Regions from separate parts of the Mus musculus genome. Here regions 2 and 3 are each linked to region 1. A link is a loop called in an ENCODE intact Hi-C map of the cell type or tissue named here. Cell type or tissue: left cerebral cortex. All regions are shown on one strand.

What was found. A loop is a pair of places that touch in the nucleus more often than their neighbours do. Peaks named below come from ENCODE experiments on the same cell type or tissue, not always from the same donor. Only the 100,000 strongest peaks of a DNase experiment are listed, where the experiment ranks them.
Region 2: a loop joins it to region 1, with 2.1 times the contacts of the local background. A loop is called at or near these places in 2 of 42 quality-filtered maps.
Region 3: a loop joins it to region 1, with 2.6 times the contacts of the local background. A loop is called at or near these places in 6 of 42 quality-filtered maps.

What each region holds. Positions count from the first base shown.
Region 1 is chr3:117,784,468-117,792,467 of GRCm38, forward strand. All of the region lies in intron 8 of Snx7 (sorting nexin 7), which reads right to left. Among named protein-coding and RNA genes, the nearest start is that of Gm52614, 67 kb to the right of the region's middle. In left cerebral cortex, a CTCF peak has its summit at 4,524 (motif pointing left); a DNase peak (open chromatin) is centred at 4,534.
Region 2 is chr3:117,570,026-117,578,025 of GRCm38, forward strand. It overlaps Plppr5 (phospholipid phosphatase related 5), which reads left to right and starts at 5,202. Exons shown (of 6, transcript NM_029425.3): 1 at 5,202-5,907. The coding sequence starts at 5,671. In left cerebral cortex, no CTCF peak of the experiment used is centred here; DNase peaks (open chromatin) are centred at 4,060, 4,820, 5,105, 5,534 and 6 more places; H3K4me3 peaks cover 3,782 bases; H3K27ac peaks cover 3,289 bases.
Region 3 is chr3:117,712,392-117,720,391 of GRCm38, forward strand. No RefSeq gene overlaps it. Among named protein-coding and RNA genes, the nearest start is that of Gm52614, 140 kb to the right of the region's middle. In left cerebral cortex, no CTCF peak of the experiment used is centred here; DNase peaks (open chromatin) are centred at 4,694 and 5,160; H3K27ac peaks cover 977 bases.

The DNA of each region.
Region 1 (8,000 bases):
GGAACAGAAAACTGATACCCACCTATAGTATGTTTAAATTTATTACCTACTTTAAATATAATTGCAAAATGAAAAATGAAAAAGAATTGTGTATGTGGGTATAAAACATACGTCACAGTCCAGATGAAATGGAACCATGGTCAGTTACTCAAAAGGCAAAGATCAGCAAAGCAAAGTAGTACAAACAGAAGACTGAAGACACAGGTGAGCTTTCTAGCCAACTCAAGTGAATGATATTGTAGGAGAAATGAACAACTATAGACTGATTTTTCAGATGCAAAATCTCTAAAAAAATTTAGCAAGGAAGAGCCAGTGATCCATAGAAAGAACTATAGGCAATATGCAAATGGATTTTATCATGAAATACAAGATTTGATCAATCCTCAACATCACTGAAAAATCAAACGTGTCATCTCCATCTCAGCAATACTCAAGAGCATTTGCCAAATTTCAAAGTCTATCTACTCCTAATTAAATAAAAAACATCTCAATAAGTTAAGAATAGATGTGAACATAGATATATCTGAGAAAGAAAATCTGTAAGAAAAAAATTCCTACTATTTACCTTCTATGCAGATATGCAATAAATATTGGTTATGCAGGAATAAGTTTTTCTCTCCAGCTTAAATTCAGTTTCAGATATTCTTCAGCAAATTTAGGTATAAAAATCAAAAGAGAATACAACCAGAAACCCGATCCACACTCTTATCCCCACAGTGGGAGAGACCATGTTCCTGGAAGCGCTTTCTGTGGAGCCCTTGTCTCTCCTCAGTGAGGTCACCCATAACCAGCAACTGCTAACCATGCAGAGCATTCAAAGCATCTGCTGCTCTCAGGTACATAGCACATCTTAGTCAACTCTGTCAAACTACCACTTAAATAAACTGACCACCCCACAGTTAAAAGTCAACATGAAATTTCTAGCAGCTATCTTTGTTTAGAATTCATGTTAAAAAAATAAATAAAAAAGACTCGGAATTGTATTGAGAATGACACTGGCCTTCAAACAGTCTTTCTTCCATCACTGTCCATTTGTACTTCAACTAAGCCAATCTAATACTGGCCATGACATGCTAATCACCATCTGTGCAAAGTGGTATACCATTTATTTATAATGTAAGCACTAAGGCTATTGACACATGGTAAAGAGACATGAGCTACTGAGTGACTTCCTTGCCATTCTCAACTTGAGGCAGAGAAATGGTTTTATGGATTTTGATTACTTAAAAATCACATAACAACTCCAGTAGAGTAAGAGTATAATCAACATTGCATAAATTGCTATGAATATTCAACAGACATTACAACGGTTGTTTTTATATCATACTTTCTTTGAGTGCATATTACTATCATAATTTCCATTTTACAAATGAGAAAGCTGAGGCTCAAATAACCTAGATATATTTAAAGCATTGCAAATATTCTGAAGACCATAGCTAGTGTTTATTCATCAACACATGGAGAATGATAGATCTTCCATGTCACCGCTAGAGTATACAAGACACTGGCAAACATGACAAGATGTCTTTTACACAGTAAAAAGACTATTTGGGAGCAGAGATAGGAAGAAAATATAGAAGTCAGGGTGATCAATTTTTAAGAAAAGTAATATATACTAAATCTGTGTATATGGAAGTTGAGAGAACTGGATCTCTCTTTATACTATCCGGGTCCTGGCTTGGTGGCAAGTGCTTTTAGGTATTAAGTCATTTTTCTGGTTCTCTTTTCAAATTATTATTATCATTACTACTATTACTACTACTACTACTACTACTACTACTACTACTACTACTACTATTAGCTTACTTTAAGTGAATATATTTAGTTAACTGTTCCTTCCCACTCATGTGGGGGTAACAGTCAGCTGAGTTATCTGGTAACTGGTACATAAACCATGTCAATCTATAAATCTCTTCTTAAAATCAATTAAAAAGGGGGGCAAGATGGCTGAGTTGATAAAGCTGCTTGCTGCTGAGCCTGGCAACCTGAGTTTGTTCCCCTAAATCAGGAGTATCAAACTTCTTAATGCGGCGACCCTTTACTACAGTTCCTTGTGCTGTAGTGAGCCCCAAACATAACATTATTTCCAATGCTACTTCATAAGTGTAATTTTGCTGTTGTCGTGGATCATAATGTAAATGTTTTTGGAAACAGAAGTTTCCTAAAGAGGTAGAAGTCTCCACCCATTAGTTGCGAATCGCGACCTCAGATCCACATGGCAGAAGGAGATAACCAACTCCCACAGGTTGTGCCCCCATTTCTACATGCACACAACCAAACTCTAAACAAAGAAATAAATGTAATAAGACTATACAAAAGCTAATGCCTAACATGTCTCATTTCTTGCTATTCTTTCTTACTTCGTTTTGAACTAGGGAAGACTTCAAGCATCAGGCAGCTCCCACAGCACGGTTAAGCAGGTCAGTACCAAGACCTGAGATCAGCATTGTGACAGCTGAAAAACATGAAGGGGAACGCCACCAATCTCTCAAAACCCAGTGGCACTTGCTTTGTAAGTTAGCTTATTTTTTTTTTAAATAAGGTGTTATTTGGCTTTAAATTGAGAGGTAGCATTTAGTTTTTCCTATTTTTAAGTCACCACTATCGATCAAGCTCGTTAGTATTTGTATATGCCAGAAGGAGGACAAAATAAATTTTAAAATGATATTAATCACAAACATCCTCTCTGGCCCAGTCTTTGTAGTTTCAGCTAGATTTACCAAGTTTAGTTTCTTATACAACTGTGGGACAACTGATAACAACACAGGGCTCTCCTTTTTTTGAATAACGTGTCACATTTTTTCCCCCTCTAAGTGGCTTCTGATGTAATCAGCTAGTTCCATTTTAGTTAAGAAAATGACTTTGGGAGCCACATGGCTCAGAGCGTGAAGGCATTTTCCATGCCAGCCCGCTGACCGCTGAGTTGGATCCTCAGATCAAAGGCAGAAGGAGAGAACTGGCCTCACAATGCTGTCCTTTGACCTCCCAGGCATGCCCTGGTGCACACACACCTCCACCCAAGTGAAATAATACATGTTAAAACCGATTCACAGAATACTGTGCTGTTTCTTCCCAAGGACACACAGGGAATGCTCCACACTATGGGAGGCTAAGTAAGGTGGTAGATGTGTGCTAGCCAGGATGGGGCGGAACTGAAAACAAGGTTCACCACAAATCCTCTGTAAGCGAAAATCCAGCAAGTATTCTCCCAAGGTGACTGTGTTCTATAGCCAAAGGGCAAACACTAAAACTCTCCGAGAGCAGAGAACTCTGAGACAGTAGCTGGGAAACAGACCCAAAGTACGAACACAAGATGCTACGAAAGGTGAGCTTTAATTCCAAAACTAACTTTTAGTTTTAGAGTAAGTCCCTTGCTGCTTCGGCAGAGGTGATGACATTTTGCTACCAGAACAGGCAAATGTCTCCTTAGTTCCCAGGTGCACGGTAATCCCACAAGCAGATGTGATCAAGCTTTATAAAGATTCAGTGCTGACAGGAATGTTCCCGTAGATGCAACAGCTTTCCTCAGAAGTGTCCACATCTAGGAGTTGGTATCGAACTTGTGTCACCTTGTGGAATGTAAGGAGGTCTATGCCACACTGTGACTATCTGTCTTGCTTGGCGTTTTTACCCACTTGTAGAATAAATGGGTTTACACTAAAAAGGAAGGTTCCAGAGTCTGACTGAGGCTAACAAGAAATTGGTGAACGGAATTACATAAGATTTACAATTTTGTCTAGTTCTGCTTACCTAGAGACATTATAAAATATAGTGACCATAAATTTTTAAGCACTCCCCCAAGTATTTGGTATTTGCAGGATAATTACCATCATATGGTTTCCAAAAGCAACACCCAGAGGCACATGAGACATCATTTCAGTCATCACCATAGTTACTACTCTTAGCCTACACTGAATGACTGCTTCTTAAGTGGTAGACGTTCAGTCTGCAGCTTTTCTTTCATTTAGGAGCTTTGAAGCCTGTTTTCTATACTGCAGTTTCAGACTCAAGTAAAACAAGTAATCAGGCCTGGTGGCACAAAACCTAATATCAGATAGGCAGGAGAATTGCAACTTCAAAGCATGGATAGACCACAGAGTGTTCAAGGCCAGGCTGGGCAAGCCAGTGAGTCTCTGCTTCAAAACAAAAATGTGCTAATATTCAAATATTCTGCATGTTGCTCAGTGGCAGAAAACTTGCTGGCCTTCGAAAGGCCCAGAGTTCAATTCCCTGTACTGCTGAAAAGAAGAACAAACAAACACACAGCAGAAACAACCAAATCAAACCAAACCAAACCATACAAACAGGAAGAGAACTGGGAAGAGGAACCTCACTTTTGTAAAAGTCTAAATGCAGATTCTGAGAGCTATCTTGCAAGTTTTAACCTGAGAAATATGAGCAACTTTAAAATAACAGGACTTAAACACTGCTTTTCTGCAATTACAATGTAAGCTGTGTGTGCGCAGCTCAGCAGCTGCAAGGGTTAAAGTAAAAAGACTCATTAGCTACAGACGCCATCTCGTGGCCCACTTATTTATTATTCCGTAGTCTTCTGTGTATGCCTAACTCAAAGGCAGACAAAGGCAGAGGTGGCTCAGGTACTATTTATTTGATCTTTCTCACTTCTGCACATGGGTTACTGGGGCAGTGAAATATTACAAATATTTCTTGGAGAAACCAATCCAAGGGCCTGAATTTGCATTCACAGTCTGTCAACTCCTGTATTCTCCTCACTCCAAAATTGGCTTTTGATGTAATCGGCCAATTACACGAGGCTCATCAGCTTAGAAGTGGCCATTTCCAAGTTTACTTTCTCAAGCTTATTTTTGTTTAACCATATATTGACCTACAGATAATGATAGTGAAAACATTCACCTTTCTTCTCATTAAATAATTGATCAAAGCACAGCAATACTATTTTGGTACTTCATTTTAAAGCATCTCCCATGCTTTCTTCTTTCGTTCTGCTAAAGGCTTATGGTGCGTGTGTATGTATGTGAGCGTGTGCGTGCATGGGGGTGTGTATGTGTGTGAGTGTGTGTGTGCATGGGGGTGTGTATATATGTAAGCACGAGTGTCTGGTGGGACATAGGAGAAGATCGTTATTTTGCACGTTATTTTGCACTTACCTATGAGCCAATGAACATCATCGGAACATGATTAGCATTTTCTAATAGGTATGTAGCAATGCTGACAGCCAATTCTAAATTTTTCATTAGCTGACTCACCCCTTTTAAGATGTGATACCCTTGTATATATCCTCTGTATTTTCTAAAGTATTGAATCCATCCTAGCCTCTTCCTACTAAATCTCTAAAGAGCTAAGTCTCAGAAATGCAAGCCTTGTTCAAAGTCTAACAAAGGCAGATGCTTATGTTTCCCCCCCTCATGGTATATATGAACTCATTCTCGTTAGCATGGATAATTGAGAAATGATTATATTACAGGACATAAAGTGGCGAGGAGACTATTTTAATAGAAGCTTAGAGACAGCAGAAAACTCCAAAATACCAAAAATGTTTACTAATTATAAGAGCCAAAATTTTTTTAAAAGGCACAATTATGTAGAATAGTGACGTGGATTACTACTTTTGAATGTCTAATTTGGATAGCAATCATCACCACTATTTTGTTTTTGTTTTTGTTTGTTTGTTTGTTTTTGGTTAATTTCAGAGTCTACCCGGGAAGGTAACATGTAGCACAGGATGCCCTGATGTAGCACAGGCTGCCCTGAAAGTCATGGTAATTCTTTGGCGTCACCTTTCCAAAGTACTGCAATTATAGGCATACACTACCACACCTGGCCATGCTTTAATATTAAACGTACATTTCTTTGAGTTCAGTTTCCAATTCTTTTCTCTTTGTTTATACAAAATTTCTAGTGACCATTTTCCCACCTGTTAAAGTAGCTTTCTAGTATCTACAAAAGCTTTGTTCCCTGCCATCTTTCTTCTGGTGAAGGGAGAGCATACCATGGGAATTGACCCTAGTGAGCAGTCCAAAATAATTAAAAAATCAAAAGAAACCATTCATTGTGAATTGGGGTCTATAGTCAATAAGAACAGAAATATTAACATCCTAAGGCCATAGGATTTCCTCTTCTCTTGCTTCATTCATTCTTATTGAATACCTCTGGTTTTATTTGAAATAAGAACTAATTGCTCACAAGAAATATTTTTCTATGACATAGACGACATAAAGGCTGACAGAGTGAATCACTAAGCAATCAATAATGTTGCTCTGGCTTTAAAAGCGAGGAAGGAGCTTCTAGCTATTTAATAGATGACCTTCACATGGCACCGAGATAAAAAGAGGTGGCTGTTTTCTATTTGGTGATGGTGACCGCACTCATGTGAGTTGGATGCTCATACAGAAACTCTAGAGTGAGCCTGAATTTCCTATCCCTGAGATGGTTTGGCTTCTAGTAGTGTCTTCCAGTGCCTAAGAGAGAAAATTACAAAGGCACAGGAAATGGGTTAAAACATTTTAACTGGGATAACAATGACTAGGTTGAGTAAAGTTGTAATCTTCTGAGCCTATTAACCTAAGTAGGTATGTGTACTTAACAATATCCTCCCTTCCTTTACACACACACACACACACACACACACACACACACACGCACGCACTCCAATCCTATAGTGTATAATGATACTCTGATAGTCTTCTCACAGTGACCAAGACACTGAGAGTTGTTTCCTTGAGGAATTGTTTTGATACCAATAAGAAATTTGTCTTCTTATGTGTCAGATGTTAGAAACTGTTAGAATTTTTGTATTTTTTTTTTAAAAAAAGAACAAACAAATGAAAACCCACTTTGATATGGCCTCCAACTTCCCAGTTCTAGACCATTCTAGAGTCTTCTAGCTCTAGAGCTTTGTCCTGGAAGCCTGACTAGGGACAATGAGTAAACCACGGAATGACAAACACACAGAGAAAAGCTTGGTGGGGCAGTTTGCTCACTCTGATGGAAGGACATGGCTGCCATAGCAACTTGAGTCCTTTGCATGTATGTTATGTAGGGCAGAGGGGAAAGGGTTACTAGTCTCAATAGGACATGTCTGCAGCCAGCAGACTCAGGTTGGAAACATCTGGGAGAGGTAGCTGCTGTTGCTAGGTTTTGTACACACAGGACATTTGTTTGAACTCAACACTGGACTACGACACCAAGAAAGCTTTGCTATTCCTGTTGAGTCTCACCTGGGGAAGGCTTTGGTACTTCCATGAGGTTGAGGCCTTTGATTCTTTGTTAGGAACACACCCATGTGGGCAATCCACAGTCACTCTTGTTTTTTTTTTTTGTTTGTTTGTTTGTTTTTTGTTTTCCCATTCCCTATAGCTCCTCTTTGATTTTGCAGTAATAAGAGTGAGGTTAATTATAAAAAAACAAAAGTGCCTCTTTATTCAGATTCAGCCTGAGAGAGAGCCAGTATGTTAAGAAACTTAATGATTTAATATACACCACTAAATCTACATTAATATACTATACTAAATCTCTGTCCCAAGATGTTAAAAGGAAATCCAAACACTGCCGGCATTCTCTAGGCTCAGGATCACAGGAAAAACCTGCATAAGTAAAGTTTCTCCCATGTCCACCCTTGTCTTCCCAAGGTGATTCATACAGAGAACTGAATAGAGCTGGCAACTATGTATGACACTCATCCAAATGGCAGAGGACATTAATTAGAAACTGGTGCCAGAGTTCCAAGTTTCTGGAGTTAACTTTCACAGTCATCTAGAAGGGGGGAAGGGGGTGGGTAGAAGATCTGTCAATCTCCCTACTAAGAGTCAGTTTAGAATTAAAAGCTTCAGTTGAGGCTGCAACTCGGGTAAACGGTTGGTGCTCTAGCTGGTAAAGGGTTTTTACAACACCCGGCAGGAAAATAAAATAACCAGCCTTCTCTTTCTGAGGAATGGGCAGTTTTCTTTTAATCTCTTCAAATACACCGCTTTTTTGTTTTGTTTTGGTTTGGTTTTCTGGTGGGCAAATCCATTTGATTT
Region 2 (8,000 bases), 210 kb before region 1:
TTGTGTCTGTATGCATGTATGTGTGTGGAGTGTGTGTATTGTGTGTTTTTGGGAGAGTGGGAGACTGTATGCGTGTGACAGTAAGCATATTTCAAGCTTAGTTTTCTCTTTTCATTGCATTTGTGTGTGTGTGTGTGTGTGTGTGTGTGGCAGGGTCTCTTGTTTCCGCCATACTGCATTCCAGGCTGGCTGACTAGGCTGGCTTCCTGGGGATTCTCCAGACTGCCTCATGCCTATATGCAGAATTTCTGGACTTACAGAGGTGTGGCACTGAAGTTAGCACTTTTTTAAAGATAGGTTCCAGGAATTGAACTCATATTGCCAGATTTGTGAGCAAGTAATTTAACCACTGAGCCATCATGCCAACTCAGGACACAGATTTTGTTAGAGATTATACTAAAAAATAAAAATCAATCAATCAATCAATGACTAAATGAATTTTTAAAAATGCTGGATAATTTGTTTAAAAACTAACAAACAAAACCCAACAACGACTGGAGGGGGGGTTTCTTCAAATACCTTGGGTCTTCTTTTTCTTTTTCTCTTTCTCTTTCTCTTTCTCTTCCTCTTCTTCTTCATCTTCCTCTTCCTTTTCCTTTTCCTTTTCCCTTTTCACTGTGATAATATCTACTGATGACTACTTCCTAGAGAGCCCAAAAATGGTTCTCCTCAAGGACCATTAATTCTGCCAACTCCCTCCACTTTCCTGAAGTGATAGGATAGAGCCACTCTTAGTTTGCCTGTCTTCTGAAATATGATGAGCAAAATATTAGCATTCAAACTACTCTCTTTATGTGAGGCTCCAGAGAGTGCAGAGTCTAGTTATAAACAAGTCAGACCTTTAACTTGTCAGGATTATAAACCTTGATAATTCCAAATTTAAAAACTGCTAGTAGTTGCTATGGTCCAGATATGGAAGAAGGAATCATTCTGAATGTCTACCATCTGCTATGTTCCCTTGTCAATCATTTTCCCAGCACATACAATGACAAGCAGAGGAGCTCCAATTAGCATTCACATCTTTATTTTTGAACATAGACATGCAAATATCACCAGCTCAATTTGACCCACATCCCTGGCTTCACTGCTAAAGAAGCCTCTGTTTCTCCAAGTATTTGAAGGATTTGTGATTTAGCTTGGGATGGTCCTCATTAATCACAGCACACATAATGACTTTCAGGTATTCTCTAGGAGCATGAAGCAAAGACAGCTCAGCAGGGCTTTAGGCTGGAATTTACCCAAACGGATCAATGAAGATTTTGCTGGTGTTACCACGGCTGGATCATATTGGTGTGGTAAAGAATAAAAGTTGTAGCGCTAGCCTTTCATTGTCATGAGTGGCCTTGGCTCTGTATTATATTTAGGTGAAGAATGCAAGGTTATCAACAATTTTGGAAGCTGTAGAAACTGTGACACTGAAATGACATGGCCAGGACCCTGTTCTCATGGCTTCACAGAGAAAAGATACTAACGCAGAATGGCAGCATCCCTGATCCTCGGGCTAAAGTGTTGATACTTCAAGTTGTCACATCCTTATGTCCATTTTCTTTAAGCTGTTTTAAGCTATTCTCAGGGAATCTGAATACCTTGACATGCCCCCTGGGATCTTAGATCTATGGATTTATACCTAACAATGTGTATCTTAATGCTTAAAACATACAGCAAATAATCTCACACTTAAAGCCTGGGAAATGGAGCACCCAGAATTAATCTGAGTAATTGTGAGTTGAAATCAGAGATGGAAAAACATGTAGAACTGACTTAGATGAGGCCGTCTGTACAACTGATTGTGTGTATTTTCTAATTCAGACTTTCCCAAGGAATTAATATTTATGAAGCATTTTGTAAATATAAGCCTTTCAACATCTGTGCAGTTATGATTTGTAAGCTGAATTTTACAGAAGAGCAAATGGACCCAGAGAAGCTCAGTCATTTTCAGGGATACACAGTGAATATGACCAGCATGTCTCAGTTAACGCTTGCCAACTTAATAGTTTGAGTTTCCGTAACACAGAAGGATTCAGTTTAGGGCATATTAACTATTTCTACTCTTTCCCAGCAGTCACATTTTCTAAACTATTTTGCCTCTTTTGGACAAGTCTATTAATTTCATACATGCACTATCAGGGGAAAAGGTAGTTTCAGCAAAGAAGTATATAGTTTGTTTATAGTAACCATGTTGAAAGTAAAGATTTGAGATACTGGGAATGCAGAGAACTCGAATAATTAAAATACAGTCACAGTATAAGGCACCTTAAAGACATCTTGGCAGCCTCAGTTGGAAACAACCAACTATTGGTCTAGTCAGAAGCACCTGCCCTTTGAGATAAAGATTGTGTTGCAGTTAGAACATCAAAGAAGACACACACATCACCATTCTAGCATCTTCTCTTGAGAAAGCAGCTATCTCCCTGACAAGTACTGGACCTCCTTCTCTGAGGATGCACTCTTCTGTGATGTTGGTCATGAGAAGTCAAGGATGAAATTGCGAATACTCAAGACTTTTTTGATGTGTCTTTCATGATGTCATGATTTGGGTTTATAGTGCACTTATTTTTAAAATAATATTTATTTATTCATTTGTTCGTTTGTTTGTTTACATCCCAAATGCTGTCCCCTTCCAGTTCCCCTCCACAAGGGACCCCTAGATATTCCCCTACCCTGGTGCATCAAGTGTCTGCAGGATTAGGCACATCTGCTCCCACTGAGGCAGCTCTGTTGGAAAGTGGGTTCCACAGTCAGGCTACAGTTGGAGGGGCAGCTCTTGCTCCCATTGTTGGGGGAGGGGTGCTCGTGGAGCTGCATATCTACATGTGTGCCATGGGTGTTGGTCCAGCCTGTGAATGCTATAGAGCATTTTTAAGGACCAAATTTCATGAACCGTTCCTTATTCCATTCCTCCTTCCCTGGTTCCAAGAGGATGTTGCCACCCCTACCCTCAACACCACCAGGCCTCCCCACTCCCAGGAACCGCAAGTCTCTGGAGAGTTAGGTGCATCTTCTCTCACTGAGGCCAGACCAGGCAGTCCTCTGCTGTGTATGTGTCTGGAGCCTCATATCAGCTTGTGCATGCTGCCTGGTTGGTGGCTCAATGTCTGAGAGATCTCAGCAGTCCAGGTTAGTTGGGACTGCTCATTTTCCTATGGGGTCGCCCTTCTCCTCAGCTTCTTCCAGTCTTTCCCTAATTTAACCACAGGGTTCCCAGTCTTCTGTCCATTGGTTATGTGTAGGTATCTGAGTCTGACTAATCTTTGGTCCGGGCCACTTGGAGAGCAGCCATGCTAGACTCCTTTTCTTATTCTATTTTTGCTCTAGTCTCAGGAGCATTTCCATCAATATATATGCTAATATTTAAGATTCTTCATTAGAGTGAAGTCATCTCACTTTTCAGTCCCGAATCTCCTCAAACATCACTCCCTCAAGTCTGGCAATATAAACCTGGGCTTTGTTGTTTAAAGGAGGAACACTTTATTTTCAAGAGTGGTCCCTACTTAGCCCCACGTGTAACCTCTTGTGTTCTTCACAGTTCACAAATCCTGCTATGTATGGAAGGTAAAGTTCTTTCCTGGGTTTTCTGTTTATTTGTGGTTTTCTTTCTACATACGATTCTAAAATCTCAGGAAAATATCTGGATTTTGTATGTTAGTTGCTGAAAAAAAACATAGAAATAAGGATTTACTATTTTACATGTTCATATCTTCTTTGGAAGACAGGCAATCCTCAATCTCCCCCTCTCCCCCCAACTACACAGGATCCTCAAAATAAAATCTCACGATTACTTCAGCTCTAACCCTTGTCCATTAGAAGGCTGCTTCAGTAACAGAGAAGCTAGTTGCTAACAATCTTAAAGGAGCCAGGATTGGATATTCTGTATCTTTCCAGAAAGTACCTTGGGTTCTCAAAGTTGAACCGGGAGAGTCTATTCACTCACTTTTCATTTGCCACATAACTCACAAATACCCAGTCTTTGCCTGCCCATGGCTATGCTCTTTGTTCCTGTTCTTAGTCTTAGTTCCTGAAGTCTTACATCCTGAATCTTTCGAGTGGCCACATTTTCATACAGTGGTAGCTCACTCACATACATTACTTCTACCGGCCAAAGTTGCCTGCCACACACATCACTAAGAGTGCTCTGAAATAATTAGTTGTTAAATGATATTCTTGATTACATGGTGGCCCATCTCACACCTATTTAATATTCAAGAAATTCAGTGCTGTTACCATCCCATCCTCAAAATCAGTGATTTGCCTAATCAAAACTGTCGTTTTGGGTTTATGTTGTATTTTCTTGTTGATAAAGGCCCACCTCCAAAAGCCACCATGTTACAGCCTATTAGATGTATGAACATCCCAGAAATCCTGGTAAGTAATTCCAGATTCTAAGGAAAAGAGCAGAGCTCTTAAGGTTATTTTTCTCTCCTTATCTTCTGCACATGCTTTTTTCTCTGCCTGGTGTGAGCAGGGTCAGGGTAACTTGAAGATATTGCTTGGGTGCAGAGCTTACGAGTCATTGCAGGATGGGCTCTGCATACATATAGCTCCTAAGCTACTTAAATATCCACGCACACGCGTGGACATCTACGTAAGACTGCATTGTGTGTGCTTGTGCTATGACTCTGTGTGGGTCTTCTGACCTCAGAGGAATCCCTGCAATTCCCTGAACTCTGGAAATAGCAAGATGAGGCACATAGTTCTTTCCCTGTCCTTGGTGACTGGTACCCCTGGGTCCCAAGAATCTGCAATGCCTCATCTCCCAAGCAGCTAATCAGAGGAGACTGTGAAGATGAGAAAGGCTATACGTGGAACCAACCAGGAAAGAGCCGGTTTGCCCAAGATGATGCCTCTAAAGCTAGGAACCTTGAATCTGTTGATTTACTTACAAAGCCTTGGGAAACTGGAAGGGAGGCAAAGCCACCCAGAATCTAAAATCCTCTGAGATAATTTCTGTCATCGCCTTGGAAGCCACACTGCTCTGGCTGCTCTCCAGCGCTGGAGGGGTCACAGAGTCCAGGCAGTGCTGTGAGCAGAGACAGAGACTGCAATTCGGCGGCGCCACCCGGACACTTTGCGTTCCGGTGGGCTTTGCGCTCTGAAGATGTGTCCCCGCACCTTCTTCCCAGGCGCTGTGCGGGAGGTCTGAAACAGCCCAGCTGGTGACTCGAAAGGGAGTTTCTAGAAGCTCCATCTCTGCTGCCTCCCCTCCCCTTCAGATTTGGAATTTTACCCTCTCCAGGCAGCTGCTCCAGCTATACAACATCCGCCCGCCCTCCGAGGGGACGAGGTGCCACCGACGCCGCTTGCCTCGGGCCGGTCCGAGGGCTTGACCACAGTGCCGCGGTGTCGCGGATGCTCCCGAGCTGGGGCTGGGGACTCCCCGCCCTTGCGCGCGACCCCGCGGCCGGGCAGGCGGCGCTTGCAGCGGGCAGGGGGCGGGCAGGGCAGATGGGACTCGTCCGGGGGTAGCCTCCTCCTCTGCATCCTGCCCGCGCATCCCGAAGCCCAGTCGCATCCTCCGCCTCTGCCTCGGCGGCTGCCAGCCTCCGCCTCGCGCCACCTCGGCCTGCCGCCGCCCCCGCCGCCGCGCCCCCGGTGGCTGTGCCTCGGCGGAGCCCGGAGGGGGCCTGTGGCGCGTCGACCGCCCGCTCGGCTCGGCTTGGCCAGGAGGCGTGCATGCCCCTGCTGCCCGTGGCGCTCATCAGCAGCATGCTCTATTTCCAGATGGTGATCATGGCAGGGACGGTGATGCTGGCTTACTACTTCGAATACACAGACACGTTCACTGTGAACGTGCAGGGATTCTTCTGCCACGACAGCGCCTACCGTAAGCCCTACCCGGGCCCAGAGGACAGCAGCGCGGTGCCCCCGGTGCTCCTCTACTCGCTGGCCGCTGGCGTCCCGGTGCTTGTGGTAAGCTCCGGGCTGCTAGCCCTCTCTTGCCTTCAGCAGGTTGAGACTCAGCCGGGAGGACCAGGCAATACCAGCCTTCACCATCTAAGTTCCTCTAACTTGGTGGCAGTCCTCTTCCCCCAGAGGACATTCTTCTGGGGAGCATGGGGGTGGGTGAGAAGAAAGCACCCCTGTCTCTCCAAACCACCCCTGCACCCTCTGCTTGAGCCTGCAGGCTGGGTGGCTCAAAGACGGGGAATAGACCTGCAGAAGGTGTAGGGTGGGTGGCAGAGATAGGAAGGGAGTGAGCCTCTGAAACAAATAGACTTGGTCCCTTCTGTGGTCCTGTCTAACGGGTCTTGGTTCTGAATTTTGGTAGGAAGGGAAGCAGCAGCTTGGGGTGGGGTAAAGGAATCAGATGCTGGGATGGGGAAGTGACCCCAGTCAGCTGAGGCTGGGGTACATGCTCCTGTTTTATCTGCCTCCTTTCCTTCCTGATGAAAAGAGTCTGATGCATTAGGCCGAAGATCGGCTCACAAGTATCTAAAAATGTCTTTGGGCATCTGTAAAAGAAGAAGCCTCAGCAACAGGACTTTGCTGAAAAGCAGGAGCAGAGGAACCTGCAGCACAAGAGCACTTTAGATTTATTTAAAGGCTATCCTCTCCTTGGACTACACTAGCACTAGCACTAGCACGTCCTCTCTTCCTCGCTGGATTTAAAGTTTCTCTCCTCCCTCTTCTCTGCCTGTAGGTCTTTCTGCCTCTCTCTCTCACTCTCTCCTTTCCTAGTGTGTGTGTGTGTGTGTGTGTGTGTGTGTGTGTGTGTGTGTGTGCATGTGTGGTGAGACAGGGAGAAACAGAGAGGCAGAGACAAAGAGAGAGACAGAAAGACAGAGAGAGGGAGAGAGGGAGAGGCAGAGAAAGAGACAGAGACATGACAAGACTATGTAAGACTATATAGAATGGTCTCACACACAGGGGATGTAACTCTTGAGCTAATAATTACATCACAATATACATATATGAACACAATCCAAAGATTTTGTTTTGTTTTGTTTTGTTTTTTGTTTTGTTTTGTTTCTTGGTGGCAGATGAGTGATGTTTCTTTGGAGACCAACCTCACTACGGTTCCTTTACATTGACAAAATATCTGAGGTTCCCTTCCCATGATGCTCCATCTTCTTTCTTTCTTCCCTCTCTCCCACTCACCACAGAAGGAATAGGAAGTGAAGTTAGAGAATGAAAGGGAAGGCAAGGGAACTTGGGCTTTTATTTTCCATAGCTGAACTGGGGAATCCCGATAAGTGTATCGGCTTCATTCATTCTTAAAAGTCTTTTCTCCCCTAGTCAGGGAAGTGATTTAAGAAATTTCAAAATGAAAAGTTCTTACCACAAAACTGGAATAATATAAACAAAGCGAGCAAGTTCTTGCTAGCTTCTAAGTAACTCTGTTTCTCATACACAGAATGATTTCAACCTCAGCTTGAGGGTGATGGTTGGGGGGGGGCGGTGTTAAGACTTCCTTGTCCTCAAAAGCCTTTACTTTGTTATTGTTTTTGACACTGGATTTGCTAAAATGTGTCAGAAATCCTCAATGCAGTTTCAAGCTCCAGTTCTCTCCCTCCCAGTTTGAAAAGTTGCCAGAGCAAAAGCTGGCCTAGTTTCTGGGGACTTTTGCCTCTGCAGCTTCTGTGTTTTCAGGCACATGCTTTCTAGGAGACTAAATAGCTCAGAGATTTTTTTTTTTTGATTTTTTTTTTAAAGGAAAATGCCTACTGCTTTGGGGTCATTGATTTATTTGCAACCACAATCAGTAAATTCTGTGACTTTTATTTCGGTAATGGCCATTCAGTGTCTTCAATGAGATAGTGCTTGTGAGTCTCGAACCAACTATCCTTGGTGGCAGGTGCCAGTTTAGAGTTGAGGGCACATTGGTCCAAGATTTTGGTGATTCCTCGCTTAGAGGAGACCTAGGGAGAACCTAAGAAGGGGAAGGGAGCTAACCACTGAGTGGAACTGAGCTGTTTCAGTCACGTGCATGGAAGGAACAGCCTTTCAGGAGATCTTACCTTGCCTTACGGTAAGAGGAAACATGTCATGACTGGAAACATCAT
Region 3 (8,000 bases), 72 kb before region 1:
TGCTTACAGCCTGATCAAAGGCAGGCAATTCCTTAACTCCTCTGATATGATTTCACGTTTTGTTAGGTTGACCTAGAGCAACCCAGCACAACAATGATTCCCACAGCTTTTTGAATGTCAGGTTCATGCTGAAGAGGGTTATCCTTTTATTGGTCATCTTCTCAGAAGCACCACATAAAAAATCTTAGTCTGCTCTGTGCTCTTCAGCTTCAGTGCAGTGCATTACGATGATGTCATCATCATGCTGTGGCCTTCTTTTCTTCCCGTATTTGTCTTTGATTGAAGGTGCGCAGAAGCCATGTTTTGTTCATTAGACTAATTCTCAAGAAACGAATGTGCAAAGCGGTAGACACTCATTAACATTATGTGTTGATATAGATTCATTATTTTATTTTTTTTAGAAAGATGACATAATAAGTAAGACCTCTGGTGTGAAAAATAAACAGACTTAAACTTAAGTTACAGACCTGACACATGTGAGCTGGGTAACTTCAGGCAAGGCATGCATAGGTCTTGGTCTCTGCTACTCTGTTTACTTTTTGAAAGGTGTCCTTAAGGAAATGAAGGGTCAATACAGAGCTGGGAGAAAATCTTTAGGATACTTATCTAAGGAAAAGCCTTCCATGCAAAATGTAATACAGATTCAATACAACTGAACGATACAAGCTACCCAATTAAAATCTACAAATGGTTTGAATAGACATCTCAGTAATCAAAGACGATCTGAGAATGGCAAATCAGCACAGAAAGAAATGTTACAGCTCCTTAGGAATTAAGTAAATGCAAATTAAAACCACAGTGAGACATTCTAAACACTCATTAGAATACTTTACACTTAAATGACAAAAGCTTAACAAAAAAAACAGTATTTCACGTAGTAGTGAGATAAGTAGAGCTGTTCATCATTGCCAAGAAAACAAAACTACTGCCTGACTTGGTGCAACCATTCAGCAGTGTAAATATAAATATAAATATAAATATAAATATAAATACAAATACAAATATAAATATAAAAACATATGCATTCACCTTGTACCTAGCTATCTAGTCCCTTCCCCCCATCTACTCCAGAGACACTAAGATAGGTGTCCTCTCCAAGATAATGAGAGTGATTGGGGAGTTTTATTTGCCATAGTCTAAAACCAGATACATTCCAAGTGGCTATCAACATTTAGACGTGAAACTAAACTAAATCAGATAAAAAGCACTTGTTGTAGATCTATTCAATGGATGATAACTCAAAGTATCAAAACACACAGCCTAAATTAACATGAAAATTATTATGCTAAGAGAAAGAAATCAAGTAAAAATAAATCATCCTCTATATTTTATTTAAGTCAGATTATAGAAAATGCAAAATGTTTTATTGTCACAGAAAGTATATAAATAGTTTCATGGAGGTGAGAGTGAAGAGAGTTGAACACAGAAGCACAGGAAAATATTCTGGATATGTGATGTGTATTTACAACCATCTGTGTTGATTCCTGAAGTTTATAAGTCAGTCATGTTAGCCCTGGTTCGAGTTCAATGAGAGTCCCCTCTTCAAACCATAAGGCTATGAAGTTACTCATAGCCTCAAATACACCCACATAGATTTGTGAACTCCAAACTACCCCCCTACACACACACACACACACACACACACACACACACACACACACACTCACACACCTCACTCAAGAGACTAGATCACTTTATTTGAAGAGTAATGATTGTCAAACCAAAAAAGAGGGAGGACTCTGTTGAATGCTATTTATAAGGATGTGTTTCTGCTAAAATGAAAAGAAAGGAGATGATATATCCTAAAGTATAAACCAAATTCTTATGTATCTGTTCTGATATCCATCAAACATACCACTGAGTTTTGAAGTGGGTTTTGTTTTTGTTCACTTGAAAATTTCTAAACGTGTATTATGTACAGTGATCAAACAGTTTTCCATTCAATTCCTTCCAATTCATTTCCATCCCCCAACACTTCCCATGCTCATTTCTATGTTTGCATTTATTGTAAGAAAATTTCATATATTTTTATAATATTCTTTCTACTCCTCTAACTCTTCCCAGATCTTCTCTATTCTCTACCCACCCAACTTCATGGCTTTTTGTCTCTCAAAAACAAAACCAAAAATAAATACTAGACAACAATAAACCATGGAGTCCAACTTGTGTTGACCAATGTGCCAGATCATTCAGTAGATTACAAAAAGACTTAAATATATGTAACTGAATAAGACAACTTTTAGGTGCTTAAAATAATAATAAAAAAATACTAAAAGAATATAAAAGCCCACAATTTCACTTTAATGTTATAGTACTGTAACTTTAATTTTTCCAAATCCTATTTTTAATGATGGTTCTTAAACATTGTAACCTTCCTTATAGCCCACCACCAACCAAAAGTAGTGGAAAAGAAAGGATATGGGGAAGTGGACCTGTTTATAAAGGTTCTTTGGAGCAACTCCCATCTGTGTAGTCTGGAAATTGGCAGTTTAGTTCACAGGTTAGCAGGCAGAGACAGCTCCATCCACTCGCAAACATTTCATGGATGGAGGATACACCAACAGTCCAGTTTGTTAGAGTTGGGTTAGTAACAGTGGTGACATGGACAACTAGGCATCAGCCTTGACTTGAGTTAGCAGGAGGGACCAGGAAGGACATCAGAAGACGTTCTCCACTGTGCCTCCCTCAGCAAAGCTCTCTCTATCACTCAGTTGATTCCTATTTATACCCTCAAAACATCTCTTGTCCTGAGCCTCATCACATGTGTCTTGCCTCAGCATACACATCCAATCAGCCCAAGTTCTCCAAGGTGTGACAAATGGAATTCAACTATGCAATGTAAGGCAGACCAATACATGCCTGATGTTAGCAAAGAATCCTTCATCGGGTGTCCTTTCACGTGTTTGCTTTAGTAGAACATCCTCTTTCCTGTGTCTGCTTCATTGAAAATTTCCTTCACAAGTCTGCAGTACCCATTCACACCAGTGTCCTCTGCAGGAAAACACTCCTTCAAGTGTTTGCCCTAGTAAAACACCATCTAACACAACTGACTCTCCAAAGAACCATTAATTTTCTACTTCATAGTACCTTCTTGTACCTTTTTTTTTTTTTTTTTTTTTTTTTTTGCTGGTTCGTGAGTTAGTAGGGTAAAGAATGTAGTACTCAAGGTGTCAAGTGGCACTTCCCGGAGCAGAAAGACCAGCTTTCTTAATTCTGCTTGTTGGTTCCATAGAAAAAAAAATAAACCTTAAAAACGACCATTGATTTAGGACATGCCAACTGTTGAATTGAAAAAGCCCAGTTGTGGTGAAATGAGAGGTTGTGAATGTGACTGTAATAAGTTATAGAGAAGAAGAATCTAGAAAACAGTGTGCAAGCAACTATTTTGATTTACCAAAAGAATTTGTAAAGAAGAGAAATGGGCTAGTATCTGATAAGGGAAGTCTGGTCAAGGGTGATATTTTTAAGGTGGGAGACATTTGGATACAGTGAAGAAAACTTAATAAGAAACAGCTACTAATTCTTGTATAAAAACTGATAATTGGTTGAAATGGTGTCCTTAAGTAGCAAAGGATGGGAGAATTTAACACAAAAGAATAGGTAGTCCTGTTGTAACAGATGGAACACATGGTGTTTACAAATGAGAAGAACTTGAGAAGTCCTTTTGATTGGTTAATCAGTCCAAGAATGAAGATGGTGAAACAGAAGTTTGTGAGGGTAAAAAGAGGGGGTGGGAAGGAGTCATCTGCGACAACAGGGAATAAATGGAGCAGGGAATTGAGTGTTTGGATTGAATGGTATTAACAACCAAGGTAAAGTGATTAACTATGAGTGTGTGAGTCAACTCAACTGATTTGTTTTCTCAAAAAATGTTCACCTGAGCAGGTGCCAAGTAGAAGTAGGCAAAGAGTTAGATATAGCCAATAGTGGAGCTTTGACATATATGCAATAAAAGGGAGAACTTAAGATGGACAGTGGAATTGTAGGGAAGAAGGGAAGAAACAAGATAAATAATTATAATTAAGGGGTTTAAATTCATAAACAAGTTGAAAGATCTCATCAAGATCTTAGTAAAAGGGCACAGAGAAGATGAAGGATGCTAGGAGAAGCCACTGTGCTTAGATTTAGGCTTATGGAGGAATTTTGGTTACTAGCTGTTTTTGATTGAAATGGAATGAATGTCAGAAATAGTTTAGGAGAGAAAAAATGATGCCAGAGAAGATCACATAAAGAAACAAATGTTAGGATTTGAAAAAGTAACTTCCATGAGTGTTGGCAACATGCACAGTTACAAGAGAAAGATTGTTAAAGTAACAGTAAGCCAGGCATGACATCCTCAGGCCTAAGGCTGTTATGACTGCGGATGTGATAACGTGGAGTTAACATATAGTGGAGAGAACTTGGGAAAGGAAGAGAAAACTCTAGAAAGGACAGCAATATCAGGATTATTTCACATTCTTTTTAGGTTCTGATATAGAAATCTATAAAGTATAAGTTCTGGAAGGAAAGCAGTCACCCTGGGGAGAGCCAAAGGACAGGAACAAGCCTCAGAAAAGAGCTTAGTTTCAAATGTGTTCCCAATGACAGAACAATCTTTGTCTATAAATAGCCCAGAAATGATTCTGCTTTTCTGGCTGCTGAGGATTCTGTCTACTCCGTCTTAACACTTCATGTGGAGCTGTGAAGACTCACTGTGAGAAGACTCACTGCTGCATCTCTGGCACCCTCAGCCAACCCTACACCCACACCACCCACACCACTAACAGCTTAGACTTCAGACCTACTGATTACAAAAGTTTTTGTGTCATGAACCTCTCTGCTTCTCCTCTCCCCTCCCCTCCCTTCTTCTCCCTCCTATCCCCTCCTCTCCCTTCCCCTCCCCTCCTCTCCCTTCACCTCCACTCCCCTCCCCTCTCCTCTCCTCTTTCTTCTTCTCCCTCTCTATCTCCCTTTGGAGCTACTTTTTAGCCATACAACCAAGTCAACTTCTTCTTTTTTGGAAGGAAAAGGTATAAAATGGATAAAGAGATAGTTCAAAATATTTTAGGACACACTTAAGTGAGAAAGCAAGAAAACTATACTATCAAGGCTCACAATATGAAGCTGAGTGTGTGATTTGTCAATAGTCCCAGAAATGCCAAGTGGGATGTGAAGAAACCACGGAGGATTGCCAACTCAGTTGGATCCAGAATCAAATAAGAGGCATCCCTCTGAATGGCTCTTTCATAGAATTATCAGGGAAGCTTAACTGGGCCAGTATCTTCTACTTGCAGCAGCCCAGATATATGAACAGGTCCCAGGGAAAAGAGAGCTATCTGCTTGCTTATTTCCCTTTCCTGCTGGTGGGTTCATTTAACCCATTGCTGCTGCTGCTGCTCCAGCTATTACTGCAGTCAGAACCCAGCAAGCAAATGACTCTCCAGGAATCCTATGGGGTCTCAGAACCAGACTGCGACCATTGAGGCATCTAGTTTTGGGTGGAGCAGACGTAGAATTCCCAACATCCCTGGCATGGATATTGTTGAACTACCCAGCTTGTATCCTGTAAGCTAGTCTAATAGAGTCCTCTTGCAATATGTATTTATCTTGTCCATCCTGTCACTTTTTAAAAAGTTGATGAATGAAAGCAGCAGGTAAACGTATACCTTAAGAGAAGAAAAATCTTCAAGAAAGAGCAAAATAAGAAAACAAAAACCAAAAACAGGGAAAAAAAACCCAACTTGTTAACTTTGTGGCTTTGTCTTAAAAGCCTCCCTACACCTACTGTAAAATTCAAGAATGTGCTTTGAACAAGTGCCTTCCAAAGACTGCAATCTGTGAAAAAAGAAAATATTCATAAAGGACTCTTCTTTAATCAAATCTATTTAACAATGCCAGGCCTCCTGCACTTTCTCCCAAAATTCTAATGTTTTTAATTCAAGGAATTAAGTTGTGATTCCAGCATTTGCTGAGTAACCATGTATTGATGATGTGCAGTAAAACTGATCACCAAACTCATGTTCAACATTAAATGAAATTGAAGTATCATTTTGTATTTGTTTCTTCTGGAGATGAATTTCAATGCAATTTGTTTTATGCCATTGATGCCCCCCTCCAGTGATAATAACATGCCTGGTACACAGAATTTTTTACAACACACTTCACAGAATTGTCTCAAGTGACCCATACAATGCTCCTGTGAGATAGAAAAGACAATTCTTATTTTAAGTTTGTGTTTGAAGAACCATCCAACTATGCATGACAGAGGAGTGACAGAAAATCCCTAGTTAATTTTCTTACCAGTGCTTCATTTTCTATTCTGTTACATATTAGAGAGCAAAGAGTTATTAGAAAAATAAGTGACATGTTTATTCCTTTAAATTTTCCCTTTTAACAAAGTGCCTTCATATTCCTTCACTGTGCCTACATGGTGAAATAGATGTAAATCCCATCTTGAAAAGGTTCATTGCCCAGCAGAACAGAGAAAGAAGTTGCAGTTTTCCAGAATGATGGTGAAGGATGGTATCTAAGTGACTACCATGTTAGAGTACCAGATAGCAGTGGACTCTCATCTATGACTGCAGGCATTAAGGACGTATCAAGGGTGGTGACTCAGGCTTAACAATTGCAGCTGAGAAAGTAAAGCAAATTCAAGCTAGGAATAGGCAAAATGTTCCAGGGAGAAGAAATGAAGGGACTTGGGAATCTACCTTTATTAATGTCTCGGCACAATAGAACATCACTCAAGATACATGAGGATCCCACCTTTCACACCTTTCTCCTAGTGCCCAAGCACTCCATGCTTGTACATCATTGGCCCAGAAAGATACGTGAAGACTCTGACATTGATTTATCAAGAGATTAGCAGACTTTCTTGGTAATCAAATGTTTGTTCACCCTTTACTTCTAAGACCTGTTCTTTGATCTTATCAAGAAAACCCCCTGTGTGTGTGAAGTTGTTCTTTGTTCTAGTACCTGATGACCACCTTCCTCTGGACTGGGCCAATATGACTTCACAAGAACCTTTTCCTTTAGCTGGTACAAACATCAACTAAAAGGAATAGCAGTTTATCATATGTCATGTTAGACGTTTTGGTCTATGGTCACTTGGTCCTGATGCTTTGAGCCTAACATCATAGCAATAAGCACATAGATGAACAGAGCTACTATTTCATGATGACCAGAAAGTGAAAGGAGAATTAGGGACCAGGGCTCTATTATTCTTTAATAGGACTTCCTCTAGGAAACTCATTTTCTTCTGCTAGGCCCTACCTCCTAAATGTGGCATCATTCTTGCTATCTCCATGTTTGGTGAAGAAGCTGTTAGCTTAGGGAAATTGGAGGACAGATCAGATCGAAATCATAATGCCACCCATCTACCTGAAGTTTACCACAATTTACTATGTTCTAGGACCATGCACTGGGGCAAAGTGTGGTTGTGGTTTAAAAATATTTTAAAATACCACTAGTATTTCACTTTCAAAAATACTTAATTCCTAAAGCTTATGATGCACGGTAACAGCCTAGGTATGCCAAACTAATGCAAATGCATGTCTGCTGACTAATAACACACTACATTGTTGTATGCTATGTCTCTTGAACAGCCAGAAACATTCCAACAAGGAGCATGTGGGAGACCTAAAATCAAGTCAATAGCTTTCCTAGCATGCAAACTTTACATCTAGATGAAGTGCATTCATTTATTAAATATGACTGAATTCTTATTCTTGTATGTTTTAGACATCGAAAATGTGAATCTGTTTAAGTAATCTCAAATATAAGAGTTCCTTGTCTGTGTCTGATCTAGCAGTTATAACTCTATAACTGCCAACATCCTTTGAGTACATTTACTTAGTAGGCTTTTCTAACGTTCCACAGAGAGGCTAAGAGTGTCACTAGAGAGCATCTGTAGGATTCCTGCTTTATTTTGACCCACCTACAGAATTCTTCTATCGATGTATTTGGAGAGTGTCTTGGTTTATAAAACATGAAACCACTTCAGCTTTAGAATTTCTGATAAT